3 separate regions of the Homo sapiens genome follow, and all the other regions are linked to region 3. The links are chromatin loops, found by intact Hi-C in ENCODE. Cell type or tissue: gastrocnemius medialis. All regions are shown on one strand.

The links. Peaks named below come from ENCODE experiments on the same cell type or tissue, not always from the same donor. Only the 100,000 strongest peaks of a DNase experiment are listed, where the experiment ranks them.
Region 1: it touches region 3 in a loop (8-fold over the local background); 8 of 110 quality-filtered maps call a loop at or near these places.
Region 2: it touches region 3 in a loop (5-fold over the local background); 21 of 110 quality-filtered maps call a loop at or near these places.

Annotation. Positions count from the first base shown.
Region 1 is chr3:8,618,362-8,626,361 of GRCh38, reverse strand. SSUH2 (ssu-2 homolog) reads left to right here. Exons shown (of 12, transcript NM_001256748.3): 9 at 41-133; 10 at 715-820; 11 at 2,706-2,813; 12 at 6,348-6,976. The coding sequence ends at 6,494. Among named protein-coding and RNA genes, the nearest start is that of SSUH2, 22 kb to the left of the region's middle. RefSeq lists silencers at 2,696-3,075, 3,165-3,459 and an enhancer at 2,892-3,512. In gastrocnemius medialis, CTCF peaks have their summits at 3,061 and 3,261 (motif pointing right); DNase peaks (open chromatin) are centred at 3,264 and 4,271; H3K27ac peaks cover 270 bases.
Region 2 is chr3:8,603,138-8,611,137 of GRCh38, reverse strand. It overlaps LOC107986009 (a long non-coding RNA gene), which reads left to right. Exons shown (of 5, transcript XR_001740420.3): 3 at 1,546-2,081; 4 at 7,759-7,894. Among named protein-coding and RNA genes, the nearest start is that of LINC00312, 35 kb to the right of the region's middle. RefSeq lists an enhancer at 1-460. In gastrocnemius medialis, CTCF peaks have their summits at 3,209 and 3,408; a DNase peak (open chromatin) is centred at 3,427; H3K27ac peaks cover 1,220 bases.
Region 3 is chr3:8,477,752-8,485,751 of GRCh38, reverse strand. The region is part of intron 3 of LMCD1-AS1 (LMCD1 antisense RNA 1); the gene reads left to right. Among named protein-coding and RNA genes, the nearest start is that of LMCD1-AS1, 20 kb to the left of the region's middle. RefSeq lists an enhancer at 2,075-2,369. In gastrocnemius medialis, a CTCF peak has its summit at 4,201 (motif pointing left); a DNase peak (open chromatin) is centred at 2,261; H3K27ac peaks cover 4,573 bases.

The sequences.
Region 1 (8,000 bases), 140 kb before region 3:
TGCAACTGATCTGGGGGTACGGACTCTGTGCCTTTCTCAGATGCAGCACTTGCTCAGGGAGAGGGAACAAGACCTGCGCCACCTGCAAGGGGGAGAAGAAGCTGTTGCACTTCATCCAGCTTGTCATCATGTGGTATGTGGCAGTGTCTCAATGCTGTGGCATGCGGGGGTGGCTGAGGGACTTAGCCCTGGACTGGCTTCTGCAGAGAAACTGTGGTTGGTTGGGGCTTTCACAGTGCAAGAACCTGCCAGGACTTAGAAGGGGGAGAATTCCCTTGGAAGAGGCAGTGTGGGGTTGTGGGATGCTGACTGGCTTTAGAACAGACAGACCTCAGTCCAAATTCTGCCATCACCACTTTCTAGGGCAGCAGCCGCTCCACAACTGAGCCCTTCCCGTAGGAATAGAGCCATAGCATCCTGCTACGTCCCTAAGTCAGTCAGGGCTTCCGTGCATTAAAGGTTTCTCCTGTCTCAGGCACCTTGCTAAGTGCTTTGTAGGCAAAGATGAAATGAGGTAATGGAGCTGAACTGTCACTCTCCTTACTAGCTTCATTTTACAGGTGAGGAGACTGAGGCTCAGAGAGGCTACAGAACTGTTGCAAGGTCCCTCCAGTAGCAATTCAAGCCCTCAACCCCAGGTCTGTCTGATTGCAAAGGCCATGCTTTTAACCTGCCACACTGTGTGCTTTCATCCCTCATCCTCCTTCCCTCCAGGAAGAACAGCTTGTTTGAGTTTGTGTCTGAGCACCGGCTCAACTGCCCCAGGGAGCTCCTTGCTAAAGCCAAAGGAGAAAACCTCTTTAAGGATGAAAACTCGGTGGTAAGAGGGCATTGTAGATGGGAACAAAGGAAGCTGGGTTCCTCCTCTGCTCTCGTGGGCCTGGGGCTGCTAGCTGTGTGTGCAGGCTGCATTCCTTGGAAGGACAGGTTGTGTAGGAGCAGAGCTCCCCAGACATGGATAAGGCTGTGGGGAGCCTGGGGGCTGTCAGTTTCCTTTTGACTTTTACACACTCAGCCCTCTGTCCTTCCCCACCCACCATGCCGTTCTTCCTTCCTAATACTCTCTTTCTCTCTTTCCCTCCCTCCCTTCTTCCTCGCTCTTTTCCTTCCTTCCTCATCCCCTCCTTCCCTTTCTTCCTCATCCCCTCCTTCCTTCCACAAATCTTGAGACCCTCCTCCTATATCAGGCACTATTCTTGGCCCTGGGTAGACCATGGCAAATAAAACAAGGACCCTGCCCTCATAGAGCTTACAGTCTGGTGAGGGGACTATGATGGACCCTTTTATAGCAATGTCAGATGGTGAAGGGGCACTGAGAAACATTCAAGCAGGGTAAGGGGCAGGGAGGGGTGGCAGTGTCGTTCCAGCTGGAGGTGGGAAAGCCTCTTTGTGGAAGTGACCTTGGGCACAGACCTGGATGCAGGGCAATTGGGGAGTGGACCTTGTGGCGTGGGAGCGAGGGGACAGTGGGGCAGAGGCCTTGAGGACTGGCAGAGGGCAGTGAGCAGGGCAGAGCTAGGAGCTCAGAAGTGAGAGGTACCTTCAGCCAGAGGAGAGGGTCCTGCGGGCCAGGAGTTGGCACACCCAGCCCACTGCCTGCCTTTGTCGATAAAGCTTTATTGGAACACAGCCCCACGCATTTTCTGACAGGTTGTCTATGGCCGCTTTCCTGATGGTGGGACAGAGCTGGATAATGACAGACTACATAGTCTGAAAGCCTGAAGTATTTACTATTTGGTTCTTAGCAGAAAAGGTTTTCTCACTCTGCCGTTGGCCTTGGCAGAGAGATTGGCTTCAATGGGACTTCTGATGGGGGTCCTCAAACTATAGGGAGGTGTGTCAGCCTCCTTTCTTTGCTCCAGTAATTTGGCTTTTTAAAGGCTCACCTCAGGCATCCCCCCACCAGAAGCCCTGCACCCCACTCTTCCATTTGAGTTAGGGATTTCCCCCTGGGCTCAGCTCAGACTGAGGACCATCCCTAGGCGTCACTGGCTGCTGGCAGCTCTGTGAGCTGACCCTGCCTGGTGCTGAGCTCTGACCACCGTCTCACCCTCAGCGTCCACAGCAGCACTGGGCCCAGGTGGACACTTAGGAGGAGGGTGGAGGAAGGAGCCACAGTTCCACAATGAGGGGCAGAACAGGGAGCCCCAGGGGAGGGCTATGCTTGCCCTTAATATGTGGAAGGCTTTCAAGCCTGGCAGAAGGGGATCTGGGGGCTTTGGGGACCGAGGAGATGCCCCAGTGCCCGGACTTTCTGTAGGTTGAGTGCAAGCGCCTGGGCTTATTTGTGGTTCATTTTGTATCCTCAGCTCACAGACAGTGCCTGACCCTTAGAGGGCGGTTTGAATGTGTACATGAGAAATGAATCTGAGTTCCTTTCCCGCTACACGTGTACAGACCCCACGAGTCCACACTGACGGGGACCACACCAGCCATGGTCACTGCCTTGTCCTGCACCTAGCGCGGTGCCCGGCACACAGGAGGCACGCAGCTGGGGTATCCAGTGGGCTGCAGGTGATAGCGTTCTCTCTCTGACTGCAGGCCCCCTGTTTTCCTGTTTTTGAAATTCCTGAGACCACACCGTGGGTCCCTCTCTCAGCCCCCTTCTCTGTCTGGCTCTGGCTCTGGCTCTAGTCAGCCCCAGTGACTTCCAAGGCTCCAGGTGCGGCAGCCAGGTGGTCTGTGTCTCTCTCTCTTTCCCCCAGGTGTACCCCATCGTGGACTTCCCTCTGCGAGACATCTCTCTTGCCTCCCAGAGGGGCATTGCAGAGCACAGCGCTGCCTTGGCCTCCCGTGCCCGCGTCCTGCAGCAGGTGAGCCAGGGCGGAGGGGCCATCTGGCTCTGACGTCTCTTCCTGGGCTGCTGAGCCCTCTTTCCTGAGAACGTCGGAGCGGAAGGATGAGGACGTAGAGGTGAGGGAGGTCCCGGGGGAGGAGTGTGGGAAGGGGTAGGGCCTGACCTAAGGCCCCAGGGCATGGAGCAGGGCAAGTAAGACGCAGAGGCAGGAAGGACCGTGGGTCGCAGGAGAAGTTTGCATTTTTATTCCCAGAAGCGATTGCAGGGTTTTAAGCACGAATGTGGTGTCATGGGATTTTTGATTCTGACTCCCTGGTGTTCAGATAGGGGAAGAAAAAGGTGGGGATTGAACGTCACAGGCCTGGCTGGAGCCCAGTGTCTTGCCCCTGAGGCCCCTGGCACTTCCCAACCCCCAGCCCTGTCTTCTCCTGGCCTCTGTGGTTTTGGCCGCTGTATCCTGATGGCCACAAGGTGGCGGTGGTGGCTGCTACATCCCCAGGAGCAGCCCTGAGTAGCCCCTTCTGCTGCTGCTGCAGCCAGCCAGGGGACCCTAACGTGGGAGGTTGGCCTGATAATGTGCTTTGCTGGAGCTGCATGAAGTGGGACAGCAGCCGGGACAGGAACCTTGCAGACTGGGCTGAGATCCTGCGTTTCCTGCATCCCAACATGATCCTGGGCCAGCCACTTCCCTCCTTCAAAGCCAGTCTCTCACCTGCGAAAAAAGACACTAAAGCACCTCAGAGGGTTTTGCAGCAAAACCCTCGAAATGTGTTTGGCACCCGGTGCTCAAAATGTCCCTTTCTGTCCTTTGCAATGGGCATTTCCCCTTCTCTGTCTCTGTCTGCACATCTCCCTGATTTGTAGGAGAGAGAAGATGCATTTTTATCTACATGAATACGGATCATCTTGGAGCTGGAAGGGGGCTGAGAAATCATGCAGTTCAGGCACTGCAAACTTACATGCCTACCAGGGCCAGGCAGTAAGGAGGGTGACAGAGCGTCATTCAAAGGGGCCTGTCGACACTCAGCTTTCTGTAGGCACAAGACCCAGTGTTTCCAGACTGTCTGAAGTCCAGATTTTTAGATGAAAACTTGTAGTTTTTCAATATTTTGGCAGCTGGGAAAACTGAGGCCCAAGGAGGGGAAGTTACCTGTCCTAAGTCACACAGTTTGTTGGTGGCAGGTCCAGGACTAGAACTCAGGTCTCCTGAGGCCCTGCCTCTGCCAATACAGCCATTCCGGGAGCCAGGAAGGGTAAACCAGGGGGCAAATACACATTTTTCTTTAAAAAGGAGTATAATGGGAGTGGAGGTCACTTCTCTGAATCTTTTTTCTAATTTTGCCTTTGGTCCTAGAGCTGTAACAAAGATTCATGCTAATATTTTACTCAAGATGGAGAAGTTAGAGCCGAAATCCAGCCATGAGGACATAGCTGGCTAAATTCCATCTCCCAGCCATGGCCATGACTCTGAGACCTGGAATCTGCTTATTGCAGGGGCTCAGCTGCACAGACAGATAAACAGCCAATTACGTGATGACCACTTGATGGCAATTGATGTCTTGAGCAATTTGTGGCCTCAAACTTCGAGACTTTTTGAGCCAGAAGCAGATAGAGGCAGGGGGATTGCGGGGGTTGTGGGGGGGCTGGTATTGCCATGCTCTCCATTGGATCTTAATAGAAAAATCTGGAAACAAGAGTGGTCCTGACTTCAGTGTCCAGGCCTTCTGAGCACTGACATTGACTCCCATCTCCTTGTGCCCTTTAGTCCCTATTTGGGGTCCTTTGCACTGAAATTTCAAGAGGCATCTTCCAACTTTTATTTCCGAAATTGTCATTTGGATTCCAGTTTCTGGCATATGAAGAAAACTCAGTCACCGGGGTCTTATCTGGTTGTCTCAACAACTCTGTGAAATAAGAGTTTTTATTCCCATTTCACAGATGAGGAAACTGAGGTCTAGAGAACTGGAGCACAAGATCACATGGAAAGCTGTGTGGAAATTTTGTGCCCTGACTCTGATTCCCCTCTTCCTTCTGCAATGTCATGCTGCCCCCTGGCCTCTCCTCTGACAGAACAGGGGCCTGCCTCTCAAAATACACCCCCACTGCCCAGATCTCCAGGGATGGCCAGGGCAGTTTTTCTGAAATGGAGAGAGAAGTCGAAGCAGCCAGATGGCTTCAGCCTCAGCCCCCCACCCGGCCTGGTTTACCTCTTCCCTAGGGTCTTCAAGCTATCAACTACAGCAAGAGGACTTGGGGTTCTTTTCCCAACAGGAAGAATTCCCTGCAAGTAAAGAGGGCCTGACCCTGGGCCAATCATGCCACCTGTCCCTGGGTTTGGGTCCCCACATCTGAGTCTGGGACAGGGGAACATCTTGTGCAGAAGAACTTAGGGGTTTTTGCACAGAGCCCGGCCCACAGGAAGTCCACAAGAAAGCTTGGCTTAGATGATCAGGAGCAACATTCTTATGTCAACTACGAAGTGTAGTTGCCAGTAACAAAACAGCACCAGAAGCCAGTACAGATGGGAGCCTAATGTTTGCTCCCAAGGTGGGCTGCTGTTTTCTGTTCAGGGCCTCATATTGCAGAAAGTTATTGAGTAACTGCTCAGAGAAGGGGCTGGAGAATGAGGGACTTAGCATCTCCCTGTGGGAGGGAATGAGGTCCCCATCCTGAAAATAGCCTGGCACAGCCAACTAAGCTTTCAAATGTCTTCGGGGTCAATGTTTTATCTTAAAATTTGATTCAAATGTTAGAAACCGCTTCCTAATACCTCTGTGGTTGTTTTAATACACACATGTTTAAACCGACTTTATCCTCCACTGCCCCCCAGCACTCCATCTAAAAATTAATGCTTCTGGAAGTTGTCCTACTTGGTTGGTGACTTTCCGTACACCCTGGAACTCCCCTGGGGATGCCTGTGCCCACTTGGTGAAACCTAGAATCAAATGGTAGCTAAAGATGAGAAGTCGGTTTTGGCCAGAGCTTAGGGTGCGTGAAGGAGCACAGTAGGAGATACATCTAGAAAGGCAGATTGAAGGCAGATTGTAGCAGGGTTTAGAATGCTGTGTTAGTCTGTTCTCATGCTGCTAATGAAGACATATCTGAGACTGGGTAATTTATACAGGAAAGAGTTTTCATGGACTCACAGTTCCCATGGCTGGGGAGCCCTCACAATCATGGCGGGAGGCAGAGGAATGGCAAAGGCACATCTTACATGGCAGCAGGCAAGGCAAGAAGAGAGCATGTGCAGGAGAACTGCCTTTTATAAAACCATCAGATCTCGTGAGACTTACTCACTATCATGAGAATGGTATGGGAAAAACCCACCCCCACGATTCAATTACCTCCCTCTAGGTCCTCTTATGTCACATGAAGATTATTATAATTCAAGGTGAGATTTGGGTGGGAACACAGAGCCAAACCATATTGAATGCCAACTCCAGAGCAGGACCTTTCATACCACACACAGTAGGGAGCTACTGAAAGTTCCTGAGCAGGTGAGTGACTTGAACAGAACACTGACATTTTCCTTGGCTATTTGTTTCCTCAGCGCCAGACCATTGAGCTGATCCCCCTCACAGAAGTTCACTATTGGTACCAAGGAAAGACTTATGTCTACTACATCTATGGCACTGACCACCAGGTGTATGCGGTGGACTATCCTGAGCGGTATTGCTGTGGCTGTACCATCGTGTGACATAGCATGGCTGTCCCCAGAGCCTGCCATTCACGTTTGCCAAGGAAGATGGCCGACACTCTCTGAGTGTGTTCACTGTTGGCTGCATTGGACAATCACATACAAACCCTGGCATGTCCTTCCAGAAAAACCAGCTTATCATCTATCAAGCTCCAACCCCTTATACAGCTCCTCTGGTGGAATCCATGACTCATATGTTTAACCTACAATAATTCAGCTATACACATTCCTGTAGAACAAATGAGAGAAATAATTTAAATGGCAAGGACTTTGCCTCTGGTCTCCAAGTTAATGCCCCGATGATGCGTGTGATTTGATTTTGCTTTTTCCCTTTGTCGGTCTTGGTTCTGGTGTGCTTCTTCTAGTGGGAGCCTCTTGACGATCTGAGTATTACTGAAATGTTCAAGGATACACACAAATATCTGGCCCTAATGCACAATAAATACTGCACTTAGGCATAAAGTGCAATATGTTACTGCCCATTCTGTGGATCAGGAATTCAGACACAGCCACAGTGCGGATGATTTATCTCTGCTCTGTCATGTCTGGGGCCTCACCTGGAAGATTTGAAGCCTGGAGCTGCTCAAGGGTGGGGCCTGAAATCATCTGAAAGCTGGTTCACTCAGATATTTGGTGGTTGATGGTGGCTGGTGGTTGGGACCCCTTTAGGGAAGCTGTCAGGTGGAGCACATATATGTGGCCTCTCCACGCAGCAAGAGCTTCCTCACAAGATGGCAGCTCTGAGAGTGTGTGCCCCTCATGCACGTCCCAATTGAAGAAATAGAGATCTGTTTCACAGCTGGAGAACAAACCAGCTGTGTTGGATGGACCAAGGGTCTGCATGCCAATCTCTAGTGTGGTGTCTATGTAAGGAATTTAGAGAGTGTTTTCGAATAGTTACAGTTTTTTACATCACGGGCTGACCTTAGAGCCTGCCCACTGAATAAGATGTGAACTTGATGCTCTGTGCACCCATCACAGGCAGGAGCTCCCACCTGGTGGTATAAGGCTGGGTGGGGGGTGGTGCTGGAGGGGATGCTCTGCAGTCCTTTTGCCGAGTCAGCTTTGGAGAGGTGGTGCTGGGCTAGGCAGGTCTCTGTGCATCTGGTTGTGGGTAACCATAGACCTTCCGTCATCTCATGATGCCTGCCCCACACCCAGAAGGGGATTGCTACAGCAAGGAGTGGCCTCAGGAAGCAGCCCCTCAGAGGGCCATTGGTGCACTCTCTTGATCCCCAAATCCCCTCACTGGGATGTGGACTTAACAGGCCTAGTTGAGGGAGGCTGGGGAGACTGAGGCCATCCCCCAGGGCATCACTGATAAATGATATGGAAATGAGCACTCTCATCCTCACCTGCTACTGCCGAACCCTGATTTTCCTGCGTCCTGTTTGCATGTGGCTGTTTCCCGAGTTTGGCTGAACCACGTGAACCCCACACACGGGTGGGTCCTGGCTAACAGTGTGGTGGCTAGCCTCATGCAGGAACAGCAGGGGTTAGGGGGGT
Region 2 (8,000 bases), 130 kb before region 3:
GTCAGAGGAGGCTGGGTAAGGAGAGCAGCTTGGCCGCCTGGGGCTGCAGCTGGGAGGTCCCAGCACAGCAGCTGCTGGGTGAAAGTGGGTTGTTCTTCTTCAGTAGGAGTTGTGGGCCCAGGTTGCTTTGTTGCCGAGGCCAGCTTGGCCTCTTTGCAAGTAATTGGTAATTGTGCCATTGCACTTCCGCCTGGACAACAGAGTGAAACCTTATCTCAAAAAAAAAAAAGAATTAATAGTAATAACAATTACTGAGTACTTGGTATGTGATATGGTTTGGCTCTGTCCCCACCCATATCTCACCTTGAATTATAATAATCCCCATGTGTCAAGTGTGGGGCCAGGTGGAGATAATGGAATCAAGGGGGCAGTTTCCTCATACTGGTCCCAGGTAACCTCTTTAGCCACACCTGAGAGTAGAAACATCTTCAGTTTGGAAGGCAAGTAAGGGTCCTATCCACAGCTTCCTGCATGTGATCATTGCTCAGGGCAAGGTGACCAGTAGAGCCCTGGGTGAGCCTCCCCTCTACCAGTCATTGTGCGACTAGAATTACTTACAATGCATATTATGCAAGATATGGTGTATGTAGTACATACACACACACAACATGTATATGATTAATTGTAAAACAACTTTTGCCTTTGAATAAATCTTAGCTAAGCCCCACCCTAGCCCTGAGACCATCTCATCAATCTCTGCGAACTTAGTCTGCTCATCTGCAAAATGATCGTATTAAGAGTACCTACTCCTCCCAGACCTGTTGTGAGGACTAGAGATACGTAATTAACGGAAGGCTCTTAGAACACAGCCCGGCACATACTGTATTAATCTGTTCTCACTCGGCTAGTAAAGACATACCGGAGACTGCGTAATTTATAAAGGAAAGAGGTTTAATTAACTCACAGTTCCACATGGCTGGGGAGGCCTCACAATCATGGCAGAAGGCAAAGGGGAAGCAAGACATGTCTTACATGGCAGCAGGTAAGAGGGCATGTGTTAGGGGAACTCCCATTTATAAAACCATCAGATCTCGTGAGACTTATTCACTACCACGAAAAAGAGTGTGGGGAAGCTGCCCTCATGTTTCAATTATCTCCACCTGACCCCACCCTTGACATGTAGGGACTATTACTATTCAAGGTGAGATTTGGGTGGGGACACAGCCAAAAACCATATCACATACTAAATACTCAATAATTATTATTACTACTAATTCATTTTTTTGAGATAGGATTTCACTTTTGTCCAGGCTGTAGTGCAATGGCACGACAGGGCTCACTGTAGCCTCAAACTCCTGGACTCAAGCAATCCTCCTGCCTCAGCCTCCCAAGTAGCTGGGATGACAGGTGTGTGCCACCAGGCCCGGCTAAGTCCAATGTCACATATTGTCATTATTACTGTTACTTTTACAGTGTGGAGTCATTGTGGGACTTAGATGCATAAATGAAATAATTCCTCGCACAAAGTAAGTGCTCATTAAGGGGTACTTTATATTTTTGTTGTTATTACAAAGTTCTTTCTCCCTCATTTAATCCCCACCCCAGATGTGGAGGAAAGCTGGGATTCCTTTTCTCATTTGAAAAATGTTGAAACAGATGGATATAAAAAAAGCAAAATGTCTTGTTCCACGTTTCCAAAAGAGGAAGTATGAAAGGCGTAATTGAAATTCAAAACGTTTGGTCTGAAAATCCTACATCCTTTCTCCTAACAACCGTGAATTCTTACTAAAGGATAAGGCATTAAAGCCTTTTTTGAACCATCTTTCTCTTATGGAGGAACACAGCCTATTAAACCACACCAGCTACTAACTGCCTGCTAGGGTCTGAAAGTGTCCTCCCAGCAGTCATGTCTCCAAGGTGATGGCATTAGGACGTGGGGCCTGTCGGAGGTGATTAAGTCACTAGAGTGGAGCTCTTATGAATGGGATTAGTAACAACTTTCCTAAGAAGAGGCCAGAGAGCTAGCTCTTTCCACCAGGAGAGGATACAGGAGAAGTCAGCCATCTGCAACCTGGAAGAGGGTCCTCACCAGAACTCAACCATGCTGGCACTCTGATCTCGGACTTCCAGCCTTCAGAACGGTGAGAAATGAATTTCTGTGGTTTATGAGCCACCCAGTCTATAGTACTTCAATATCAAAGCCCAGACAGACTGAGACACTGCCTGTTTACACAATTCTATTCCACCTATCGTTTCAGTTTCGTACTTTTAGGAGTCCTTTGAGGCCCGTCTCTTTTGAAACCCATTTCAAAGATGAGAAACCTGAGGTTCAAAGAGGTTGAGCATCCTGCCCAAAGCCATGCAGCAGGTTGGGCCGGACCAGGGTCTTCTGTCTTCTGGTTCTCCAGTATGGAATCAAAGAAAGAGTCCCTTTAAATCCAGAGGAGGCTTGGGGTATGCCAAGAAGCACCCAGTGCCTCCACAGAGCAGGCTTCGTCCTTCTCCGTCTTCACCTCCCTGGCCACCCTGGCAGTCCCAACTGTGCATAAGGGCCAGCCTCTCACTGTGGCCTCCACCCCGTCTTGTAATCGGTGCCTCCTGGTGAACTTGCCATGCCTTAGAACCCATCGCTGCCTCCCTTTCACTGCACAGTCTCGGTGTGAACCTTCTGAGTGCGTCTCCCAGCACTGGACCCTGCAGCCTCTGAGCCCCACTTCCACACTCTCATGTCAGACCTGCCAGCAGGCAGTCACCTGTACATGGTATGGCTGAGCCTGAGATCTCGCCTCCCAACACACAGCTGGCTCTAGACGGGCGGGACCATTCAGAGGCAGACAGAGGGAGGTGTGTAGGGGTACAGAGGACAGATAGATGTCACTGACCCCACCAACAAATAGTGAAACAGCAGAAGGAAAACATAGATGTACACGTGGGCATTAGGACACTTGGTCGAAAGTAACGGAAACCCAACCCACGCTGGGTGAAGCAGTTTACTGGCACACAGAACCGACAAGTCTGGTGTAGTTCTGGCTCTGGGCTGGGGTGTTCCCAGAGGTTCAGGCAATGTTGTTGAACATGTTTCTTTCTACCTGTCTCCTACGTTTCCCTATCCTGCTAATGGCAAGAGGTACACCCTTAGTTTCAGGCTGGCTATGACTTTCTCAGCATTCCTGCAGCCAAGAGCTCATGACTTTCCTGGTTGCTCTACAAAAGGCCCCAGGACTGAGACTCCTTGGGCCAAACACCCTGGCTTGAGCCAGCCTAACACCAGTCTCTATGGCCCTGTGCTGAAATAAGCTGATTATCCAGGCCCAGGTCCAGGGGATGGGAACTGCCCCATCAAAACCCATCCTGGTTGAGGAGAGGGCAAACCCCGCTTCCCGCAGGAAAATTCAGGTGCCATTTCCAGAAGCGGAGGGGAATCCTGGCAGCAAAACCACCAACACCCAGGGCAGTGTTTATGCACACACTGGACACCGGGTGTCCCCAGCCAACCACTTTCCTTGTAAGACTGCAAGCTTGGACCTGTTTAATGTCACATGTGAACCTGATAAGAAACCAGGCTGGAGGGTTTCCTCTGAGGATGCAAGGGCTGGAATGGAGATTCTCTGTCTAGACTGGACTGAGTTCTTTCTGAAACTGGGCAGGACACTCAGGCTCCCAACTTTCCTTCCTTCCTGGTGCCCCCAGCAGCCACTGCTGATCGCCCTGCCTCACAGTCAGGGAGGCTGTTGAGGAAGACAAGATGCCTGTTATTTCTAAGGGACATACTCTCTCCAGGTGGTACAGAGTGCAGACTCTCCCCTGAGAAAAAGAGAGTGAATGAGGACAGCCCGGGCTGCAGAAGCCAGTGTGGTCTGCCCATTGGGCAGCAATGGGCAGGTGGCGTTGGCTCTGTGGTCATTGGTGGGCACAGGGAGTCCAAATTCTTGCAGGGGAACAAATCCAATCTGATTTTACAAACATGACAATCTTCCTGGCTCGAAGCATCTGGTTATTCTTCTCATTCCTCCAGCTTGGCTCAGAGAAAGTTTTCTCAAAGAAGGATCCACTCAGCGGCTGCCCCTTACAGCTGCAGAAAATCCTCTTTAGTTTTGCCCTGAAGCAGATAGCTGCAGATGCAGCAAACCATCCATGAAGAGATGGGATTTATATTGACAGACACATGTTTATCCAGATCAATTAGGGAAAATTATTTTTGCAACACTCCTCAAACAAGGTTTGGCAGCTAATAATCAGTTTGAGTCGTGCAATGTGAATGCCAAAAATGTGAGATGAGATGAGAAAGCTACGTGCTAGATTGCCTCTCGGGAGAGCACTGTCTGGCCGGGAAGAGACACTGTGGTGATCCTCTGGCACAGGGGGCAGGATGCTCTCTAAATTACTCTGCATAATTAAGGAGAGATAAGTTTGACATCGGGAAGGGAGTGATTGGATTGGGCAAACTGACCACTGTGTGAAGGAGTGGCAGGAGAGAGAGAGAAAGCCAGCACTGCAGAGAAGGGCCTGGGGAATGCCCATGCCCATGTGCCGGGTGGAGAACTTTCAAGGGAGATCTTGGGTGCAGGGTGACATGGACCTGCCCACGTTGTCAGGGGAAACTGTTGAGAAATCCTCAAATGCTTGGTGGATGAATCTTTTCTTTTTGCTTCTCTGGATCCTCTCCGGACCCCTCTCCACTCTAGACTGGGCCCTGGGAGGCTGTCCTGCATGGACCTCCTTGCCCTCTGGCTTTTTTGAGGGTTTGGCCAATGGGGAGCACAATACCCTGAATGTGTCCCACCAATATTCGTAGGTTGAAATCCTAACCCTGAATATGAATGCACTTTACTTTGGGGAGTAATCAGGTCATGAGCATGGAGCCTTCATGAACGGGATTAGTGCCCTTATAAGAAGAGATGCAAGGGTTTGATCTTGCTCTCTACTCTCCATCACTTGGGGATACAACAAGAAGGTGACCATCTGCAAACCAGGAAGCAGGCCCTTCCTAGACACCAGATCTGCCAGCACCTTGATCTCGGACTTCCAGCTTCCGGACTGGGAGAAATAAATTTCTGTTGTTTATAAGGCACCTAGTCTATGGTATTCTTCTGTAGCTGCCCAAACTGCCTAAGTTGGGGGCTTTACTTGGCTTTGGCCAACAAGGAGCTTTCATTTAAGCCTGGGAGGGAGAAAAGTGAGGCTGGGGATACTAGTTTCCCTATCCCCCAACTGCTGCATTGCCTTGGGCTGGTTGGGTCTCTCGACAGAAGACCTCAGCCGTGATGGAGCGGCCTTTCTCCACAGCCTTCTCTGTCTCCTGGTTCCTGAAGCTGCTCCTTCCTTGGCCCCTGCTGTTAATAGCTCTAGGGAGTCACATAATCCCTTGGGGTTTCTATAAGCCTTGCCCATACCTTGACAAAATTTCCCTCCATTGAACACACCCCCAAATAATCCTGGTTTGAGTGAGATGGCTGTTTCCTGCTAGGACTCTGACAGACCCACTTGGGATGAGTGCTTTTCTCATGGAAGCCAGTCTAGGACATGCGTTCTGGGTCCTGGGTGAGCGGCTGAGCAGCAAGTTCACACTAGGGAAGAGTTGGCTTGTAGGTTAAAGCAAACACATTTGGGAGCTGTCTGGGAATATCCCAGCAGCCTGGCTGCCCCTTGAAGCCATTCCCGTTTGCAACTCCAAACTTCGAGGCTGAGTGGGGGAGGGATAGCATTAGGAGAAATACCTAATGTAAATGAAGAATTAATGGGTGCAGCAAACCAACACAGCACATGTATACATATGTAACAAACCTGCACGTTGTACACATGCACCATAGAACTTAAAGTATATAAACAACAACAACAACAAAAATCTACATACTTCAGTGTGAAAAAAAAATATCAGAGCAGTCCCAGGAGCTCACCCAGGCTAGGGCCCCTTAGGCCATTATGGAGAGGTCTTTCATTAACTGAGACTGGGAACAACTAGGATCTGAAGACACAGAAGGTAGGAGATTGAGAACTGCTGATGTGACCATTTTGCTGATGTGGAAACTGAGGTTATAAGAGGTTCAAGGTCACAGGTCAAGTAGACAGCAGCATTGAGAAAGCCATAGAAACGTAAAAACATGCCTTGGTCCGAGATCAGATGCTGAGCCCGAGTGTTTATAGGCCATGTCTAGGCAAGTCAGCTAGGAGGGTTCTGGGGTGCTGAGATTGAAAAGATGTTTCTCTGTTTTTCTGATTACAAAAGTAATTCAGATTCATTACAAAATATTTTAAAAATATGGCATAAAGTAAAAATCACCCAGAATCTTACCACTTAGACACAACTCATATTTACCATATTTCCTTCCAGGCTTTTTTCTTCAATATAGCTGCAGTCATTCCCTTCTTATAACTTTGTTTTCTACATTTTTTTCTTAGCATTATGAGTAAGCATTCTTTGTAAACGTGATTTTTAGAACTTCCTTATTTTGTCACATAGATTGCCATAATTTGTTTATATAACCAACTCGTAATCATTCCCATAATAGTGGCATTTACTTTTTTGGTCTCTAATTTTTAATTTTTTGCTATTATAGTTAATGATACATACTTATATATGTATGTAACTAATGTATACAAACCCTGTACTTACATATTTGTGTTCACGTACAATTATTTCCTTCATTTAGAGTCCTAAAAGTGGAATTACAGCATGATAGAAAACATGAACATTTTTCAGAGTCCTGATAAATATTGATGACTTGCTTTCCAGGAAATTGGTACAGCAGGCCCTCAAATATGGTCATTTTGTTCAACACTGTTTTGTTGTAATGTTGATGAAAAAAAAATCCATTCCCGGTTGGGGCCACTGTGTGTGTATGGAGTTTGTACGTTCCCCTGTGTCTGCGCAGGTTTTCTCTGGGTACCCCAGTCTCATCCCACATCCCAAAGATATGCTGCAGGTGAATGGGCGCCCTCAGTTGTCCCAGTTTGAGTCTGTGTGGGTGTGTGAGTGAGTGTGTCCCAAGGTAGGATGGTGTCCTGGCCAGGGTGGGTTCCCACCTTGTGCCCTGAGCTACAGGGACCGGCTCTAGCCACCCACGACCCTGACCTGGAGTAAGCAAGTTGGAAAATGAATAAATGAATGAGCATGAATTATTATAAAATAATAATTCATAAAGTCCACAATAATCCTACAAATGCACAACAATAAACAATTTGGTACGAAAGCGCTGAGCAAGCCACCGTATTTGTGACTGTTGGTGTTTGAACTGAGTGGTGGTAGGAGGTGCTTCTGACAATGTTTGCTTTGCATATATTTATTCCTTGATTTAACTCACTCACTGATTCACCAAAAGTTTAGTAAATAATTCTTACTTGTTTTTATTAATATTTATTAGATATATGTGTATCCTACATTTATTTCAGTGTTTGCTATTAGAGTGTTTTGGGTCTTTCTTTAGAAGTTGGGAATGATTTTGTGACCAGAATTATGCCATAGGAACTTAACTCTTGTTTATATCAATTAGCCCATGGTCAAACTGGTTTTGTTACATGTTGTTTTGCTGAAAATCTCAGTTTCAGAGATCCTATCAAAGACGTTAAGTGAGGACTTAGTGTGCTAAAAACATTTCTCCTGCCAGTCCCCTAGGACAGTGTGTGTCTCAATGCATGGAGTTTAGTAGGGGCTTGCTTCCAGGCATTGGCTCCACTCCAGATCCCAGCCCCTCCCCCAGGCCTTGCCTTGCTTCCGGGTTTCACTTCCATTGGTCTTAAAGGTGACCCCATGCCGATTAGTGAGCGCACGGTGTGCGTGAGGGTTCCAAGAGTAATATGTGCCTACTTTCTACTTTCCAGATGTTTCTGCCCTCTGGGGCCAATTCCACCACTCCCTGGAAAGTGATGTGATGACCCTGGGCTTGAGTCCAAAGAACATAGGAGAGTTTTGGCAGGTCGATGGTGTGTTGGTGCCAACCCACTTAGAGCGAAAACTGTAAGTTGAGTTCACGTGGATGAACATATCAGCATCTGCCTCACATGAATTCAGAGGGCACCACAGCCTCCTCTCAGAGACTTCTTGGGCAGCCAGATCCATTTGG
Region 3 (8,000 bases):
GGCTTTTGTAAAATTGCCCAAAGTCAACAATGAGCATTCATCAAGCACTAGAAGAAGCAGCCTCATCAAAATTCTTGCTGGAAGTCAAAATAGATTGGAATGCCAATCTATTGGACTTTCTCAGACTGCCTTGTTTGTACAAGAACAAGAAACCTGGAGATGGTTCCATGTGACATGATTTCCATTAGTATCCAGTTCAGATGGCTACAATTGTCTAAAGTGACTCCCTTCTAGAGAGCCCACAGATAACTAAGAACTGTGGCTATTTTGGGATATTTGGTAATTGAAAAAAAGAGGGGGTAAAAACATCTTTAACCAGAAAACTCTCTAGGTCAAATTGAAAAGCAGGCAAAGTTAGTCTCAAGCCGTGCTGCTCCTTCTAGTTTTGCCATTGTCTTTTCTGAGCTTGTGGGAATAAGCTATTCATTCACTCAGCACATTAGGCCAAGATTACATTCCAAGCAAAAGGAACTGCAAAAACAAAGGCTGTGGGGGTAGGAACATACTTGAAGACCTGAAAGTAGACCGGCGGGGTGGGCTGGGAGAGGAGAAAAGTGGAAGAAAATGGGGCCTGAGTGGTGGGTCAGGGCCATATCAGTAGGACATTATGGGCCACAGTAGACTTAGGATTTTATTGTGTGTAATGGAAAGGCAACGTGGCAGGCTAAATAATGGTTTCCGAAAGGTATCCAGATCCTAATCCCTGGGACGTGTAAATGTTATCTGATATTACAAAACCAGACTTTGCAGATGCGATTATGTTAAGGATCTTGAGATGGGAAGATTATCCAGGTGGGCTCTGAATGTAATCACAGGTGTTCCTATAAAAGGGAGGTGAGGGAGAGTCAACACAGACAGAAGAGGACAAAGCAATGTGAACATGGGACAGAGATTGGAGTGATACAACCACAAGCCAAGGAATGCTGGCAACTTCTAGAAGTTGGAAGTAGCAAAGAATGGATTCTCCCCTAGAGCCAGGAGCACAGTTGTGCTGACGTGTTCATTTTAGCCCAGTGATGTGGATTTTGGACTTCCAGCCTTCAGAAACAGGAGATAAGTTGTTTCTGTTGTTTTAAGCCATCAACTGTTTGTGGTAATTATTTGTTAAAGCAGCTGAAGGACATTGATACAGGCAGATCTTAGCCTCAGGCTGGGGTATGACATGGTCTGATTTATGTCTTCCAATGGGCACTTGGAGCTCTTTGTGGAGTAGAGACCAGAAAAGGCAGGAGTAGAGGTGGAGAGATCAGCTGGGAGGTTCTTGCAGGCATGCAGATGAGACAAGATGTGGCAGTGGATGTGTGGAGAGCTGGAACATCCAAGATATTCTTTGGAGGTAGACTGAAAATACTTGCTAATAAATTGCCACTAGGAAAAGCGGGCTCTGAAAAGTCATCAAAAACTTAATCTGAGTGTAAGTGTGTGTGTGTGTGTGTGTGTGTGTGTGTGTGTGTGTGTTTATTCAAGAAAAAAAAAGCTTGTAATTTTTAAAAAGAAGCACAGTTTAAGCCAGTGGTGGGGTTTTAGGCTCTGAACTCCTCCAGATATGGAGAGACATGCTCAGTGGGTGGCAGGTTGTGGAGTTTCATTAGAACACATTCTATTATGCTCCTTAGCTGACCACCTGTTCTGTGTATAAGCTGTTACAATGCCTTTTTTAGAAGTTGATACATTGCAGGTCAAATCATAATATTGCCCATGCCTGCTCACAGGGAATTTTTGTGACACTCCTGGGTATGGGAGGCCTATGAAGAACGTAGTTTAGATGCTGCAATGTTGACATTCTTAGGACATTTCGAAGGTTTCCTGGCCTGGTGACCAAACTTTAGTATGTGTCTAATTCATCTGGTGAACTTAGAAATTATGCAGATTTGAGAAATGTAGCTCCAGAGATTCTGATTCACTATGTTGGGACAGTGATTCTCAATTTTAAAATAATTACCTGGGAAACTTTTTAAAATGCAGGTTCTGGGTGGAGCCTGAGATTCTGCATTTCTGATGAGCTCCCAGGTGATGCTCATGCTGTTGGTCTCTGGACCACACCTGGAGGAGCAAGATTCCTAGGAATTGTTTTCAGAGCTGTAAGCCCCTGAGTGCCAAGGTTGAGGCTTCCTCCAGTGTGGATGTGATACTACATGTGTTTGAAAACAAAGGCAGCTCTGGACACATTGCCAAGCCCTTTTGTAGGATGGCCCAGCTGTGGTCTTGGTTCAGCAGATCGTTTTCCTCTCTAAACCAGTGACACTCTGCATTCCCTCCTGCTGAGCTCATACATGTCTCCTTGCCAAACCCAACAGAGGCTGGCTTCCCAGACTGGGTTACGAGGCTGAGGTTTGCCAGGCTCAGTCCTTCCACAAGTGCCACTCATGGGCTAGACGACTTCCTCAGCCCAGTGGTGTCTGTCTTGTTCAGGACCCCATGTGGGCTGCACACCACCATCAGCATGCTGTTTCTAACACACAGTCCTGGCCATGCTCCTCCCCTACTTCCAACCCTGCCTGGGCCCCCATTGCCCTCCAGAGAAGGTCCAAGTTCATTGGTCTACCCACCAACCTCTACTTCCATCTCCAGCCTTTACCATCTGCTACCACCATTAGTTACTTGTTTCATATATGCATTATGTCTTCTCTCCAGGCCAGAGGACTCACAATTGAATTCAGAAACCATCCTCACACTATGGGGAAAACTACATATGGTAAGGAGAGAGAGGAACAAGATTTGAGAGGCAGTGCAACCTAGTGGATAAGAGCACAGGCTTTCGCATCAAATCCCAGCATGGTCATACTTCAACTGTGTGACCTTGAACTGTCTCTGGGCCTTAGTTTTCTTATCTGCAAAATAGGGAAAAGAAAACATTTCATTTAGGGCAGTCGAAAGGATTTAATGAGGTCGTATATTTGAAAAACTTAACTTTGTACCAGGCATGTAATAAGCACTCACGTCAGCAATTGATGTCCATCCCTCTCTTTCCTCTCTCTTTTCCCTTCTTGTACTTCCCCTTTTTTCTTGCTCTACCCTCAGGATCTTGGGGCCTTCATAAAGGTACAAGTCTTGGGATTTTCTCTAAGTGAAAATTCCACAAGTGTGGGAAGCATTGGTCATATTCCAGAAACTGTTTTTGATAATTGGCCAATAGGAACTGTTTTGAGCTGTCCACTTAGCTACATTAGCAGGAGCACTTTAAAAGGAAATGAATGAAAATGTTCATTATTCTGGCCATTAATCCATACTTGGAGCAAACAGGAATCTCTAAGTCCAAACATTTCCCCTGTAAAGCTTTGTTTACCTTGGAGACCAACATCAACACAATTAGGTTTCAATATCAACAACATGGGAGGGTTGGAAGTCAGGAACAGCGGATGCCTTTTATAAATCCGGTGTCCAGGGCCACAGTTAACACCTTCCTTTCTAGACTGGGAAGGGTTGTTTTGCTGTAGGGGGTAGGGTGACATTTCAGAGTTGCTCCATTAGATGAAATAATCAGGCACTGACAATCGATTGCAGATGTCGTTGTCAGTAGCATTATGTGGGATACTCCTTGACTTGGTGCAGATAAAGTCCAAAGATGAGTGTTTGCTAAGGTCCAGCCACCTCCACTGCCAGCCATATGGGGTATAATTTGTCTGTGGGTCACACTAAGCAAGAGAAATGCAGGCTTCAGCTAGGGTCAATTCATCCACTCAACAACAAATATTTTCCAAGTACCTAGTATGTGTCAATCACTGTTCTAGAGCCTGGTGATGGAGCAATGAAGGGAACATAAAAATCCTTGTCTTCGTGGAGCCTACTTTCTAGTTAGGTACATATTTAAATTAAGCCTACAAAATATCTACTTACCTCAGCCTGAATTCAAAGACATAAATGATTCCAGGTCTTGGGATTTGGTGGGCGAAGCAACCTTAAGGATTGTTTATACTATTGATTCACTGTCTTTCTTAGGAACACACACTTCTTTGAGAATATTATAGAAGATGTGAATCCTCATTCAATCTATGCAAACTTTCACCTTCAGTTTCTGATAATTCATCCCCCTTACCTCCCCAAATTCAAGCCCTAGGTTAAAACCTTTGATCTGGTTCTAACATCTTGAGACTGTTTCTCAGCATCCTTGCAAATAAGGACTTACTGAAAGATAATGGATTTTTTTTTAAATGAGGAACTTGCTCCCTCTCCAGGCAGCTCATTTCATCCTAGAGCTCTGACTGTAGACTACCAATTTCTTTTTTGACACTGTTCCGTGTCTCTAAGCCTTGAGGTTGAGATCTGGTGCAAGTATGTCTGGCACCCTATTCACTGCGTTCCTGTTTGTCTTGAAGGTGCAGAGAGAAGTACCTCCCTCTATCACTGATATGGTTTGACTGTGTTCCCACCCAAATCTCATCTTGAATTGTAGTTCCCATAATCTCCACGTGTCATGGGAGGGACCTGGTGGGAGGTAATTGGATCATGGCACGGTGGTTATTCCTATGCTGTTCATGTGATAGTGAGTGAATTCTCAGAGATCTGATGGTTTTATAAAGAGCCTTCCCCTTTGCTTGGCTCTCATTCTCTCTCCTGCCACCTTGCAAAGATGTGCCTTCTGCCTGATTGTAAGTTTCCTGAGGCCTCCTAGCCATGCGGAACTGTGAGACAATTAAACCTCTTTTCTTTATAAATTACCCAGTCTCGGGTATTTCTTCAAAGCAATGTGAGAACAGACTAATACAATCACCCTCCCAGGTTTTGAGGCTATTATGGGCTTGGCTACTATTCTTTTCCCTGAAAAGGAAAGGCTTCAGTAACATTGTTTCTCCTGGTCGCTCTATAAAGATACTAGCCCAAGATAGGCCTCCTTAATCTCCTCCATCCTCTGTTTACCTTCTTATCTGAAAATATTACTGGATTTGCAGATTAGCCAAAGGAAACAGAGACATGTTTTTAAGGCTGGCAACTTGCTTTTTGAACCTGCAAGAATTCATATGGCTTAAATGACTTCTCTGTTCCTTGTGTTGCACAGGAGGAAAGAAAAAGAAAAAAAAAAACTCTAACTTATGGCCAGGTAGAAGAGCCGTGTCAACAAGGTACCCTCACTCTCTGTGGAAAGCCAGTTTTTCTTTTAACCTGAGGTCCAGACCAAGTGAAATGGTTCAAAAGGACAGGGCCAGAGATCAAACTGTGAGAGCTCCTTATGAAGCAAAGGATAGTGCGAGACATCCCAGTACCTTAAAGAGCTCGCTGTTCAAAACAAATCTGCTGAGATTTGGAAGTGAGTAGGTCTTATCTATCAGACAAGAGCTAGGCAATTTTTAAAAGCATGGGCCCCTCAAGAATGGAAAGGTTGTATTTATTCTTAAAATCAGTGAAGCCACAAGGCAGAGGGGGTTGGAGTGAAATGATTTTATTTTCTTTAGCCTACTTCAAGCTGTTTTTGAGCCACATATACACATAACAACCACCGCCCTATTACTGTGGGCCTGCTGTGTGCTGTGGAGTTCTGTAAGAGCTGGGCTGTTCATTCTGCATCCGCACAGCATCCTGACCAAGAAGGAATTGTCGTCACTGGTCCTCTGCTTCACAAAATTAAATTAAGGATTAATTAATTAAGGATTCTTGGTTTATACACATACTAAAAATTTCATATTTGAATCATGTAATGAATACTCATGACCTCAAATTTAAAACAAAATCTCAGACTTTGACAATAACTTACCTGTAAAGTGTAGGGCTCTTCCCTCATCTCATCCCTGCCCCCCCATCATACTATTGTCCTGAGTCTCATGTCCGTCACCCCCACCTTTCCTTTTTATATAACTTTATTTCACCTATACATACTCATAAATACATGTGTCTATTCCATTCTAGTTGTTTTAAAATTTATATAAAAGGTGATCACACTTTAGGTAATTTTAGGGACTTGTTGTCTTTACTTAATACATTGCTGAGACCCATCTGTGTTGTTGCATTTCTCTGTAGTTTATCCATTTCGACTCTTACTATGTTCTAAGTATCTGCCATATGCTCTTAAATATTCTACTGTGGGAATATCCCACAGTTTATTCATTCATTCTTCCTCGAATGGGCTTTTGTGTTATCACCAGACTGTTGCTCTTGTTAACAGTGTGGCCTTGAACATTCTTGTGTATCTTGATTTTCCAAAGTGGTTGCACCAATTTACATGCTTATGGAAATATATAGATTATAGTCAGTCCAATGTTTGGAATTGTCAGTTTTAAATTTTTTTCCAAACTAATGAACATTAAAAAAATTGTGGTATTGATTTGCATTTCCTTGATCATTAAAGATTTTGAACAACTCATATATATATATTTGGCTCTATGTTTCCTCTTTTGTGAATTATCTGTTCCTTTCTTTTGCCCACATTTTCCTATTACTTTAGTTGTGCTTTACTTAGTGATATGGTTTGGCTATGTCCCTGCCCAAATCTCATCTTGAATTCTAGCTCCTATAATCCCCATGTGTCATGCAAGGGACCTAGTGGAAGGTAATTGAATCACGGGGGCAGGTTTTTCTGTGCTGTTCTCATGATAATGAATAAGTCTCATGAGATCTGATGGTTTTATAAAGGAAGTTCCCCTGCACATGACCTCTTGCCTGCCACCATGTAAGACGCACCTTTGCTCTTCCTTTGCCTCCTGCCATGATAGTTAGGCCTCCCCAGCCATGTGGAATGTGAGTCCATTAAACCTCTTTCCTTTATAAATTACCCAGTCTTGAGTATGTCTTTATTAGCAGCATGAGAACAGACTAATACACTTAGTGACTTTTTTATAGGAGTTATTCATATGTTCTTGTTACTAATCCAAAAAGAGAATTAATAGCTATATTTTCTCAGTGGGGAAACTGAATGTCCTAGAGTTAAATGACTTGGTCATGATCATGTAGCCATACATGGAGGGCCAGCATTCCTCCCAGGCCTGTCTGATTTGGTGTATATCCTAAATACCTGGTCCATGCTATCTTCCTACTGAGACGTCTATGGACCCGCAATGCGAGGGCTGATGCTTTTCCCTGCCATAGCACCAATGGGCTGGAGAGCATTGAAATGGTCCCTACGTCTTTGGGCTTAGTTTCTTCATCTGTACATCTGTGCTGTATTTTCTCCCAGTAAATCTCAGAGCACCTGTCCCCAACTTTTTAACTCTTCTTGTCATTAGGTTTCAAAGTGGCTAGTGTGCTGGGGGAGGGAATGGTCCCCACCAGCCTCCAATCCATCTGGCCAGTCCACAGCATGGTCTCCACAGTCTTGGATAATTGGGTCTTGACTGGCAGCTCCAAGTATCTTACTTGATTTGGGGTTTGGGAGGCCTGGGGTGAACAAAGACAGTCCTATTAGGTTGGTGCAAAAGTAATTGCGTTTTAGTAATGGCAAAAACCACAATTACTTTTGCACCAACCTAATAGCTTCTTTAAAATTCTTCCTTGATTGTCAATTGCCATGATACTTGGCTATCATTTCCTGAATGCAGTGGTTTCCAGGGAGCCATTGATTAAGCATGGCAGAAGGGAAAATTAAGAATGCTCATCATGGCCGGGCGCGGTGGCTCACGCCTGTAATCCCAGCACTTTGGGAGGCCGAGGCGGGTGGATCATGAGGTCAGGAGATCGAGACCATCCTGGCTAACAAGGTGAAACCCCGTCTCTACTAAAAATACAAAAAATTAGCCGGGCGCGGTGGCGGGCGCCTGTAGTCCCAGCTACTCGGGAGGCTGAGGCAGGAGAATGGCGTGAACCCGGGAAGCGGAGCTTGCAGTGAGCCGAGATTGCGCCACTGCAGTCCGCAGTCCGGCCTGGGCGACAGAGCGAGACTCCGTCTCAAAAAAAAAAAAAAAAAAAAAAAAAGAATGCTCATCATGACGGCTCTCATTTTTTTGTTCATTCAACAAACATTTATTGAGCACCTACAATGCTTCAGGCACACTGGGCAGGTGGTGCTCGTAGATGTCAGATAGACTTGAGTTTAATGCCTTTTACTGGCTCTGGGGACCTTGACCAAGTTCCTT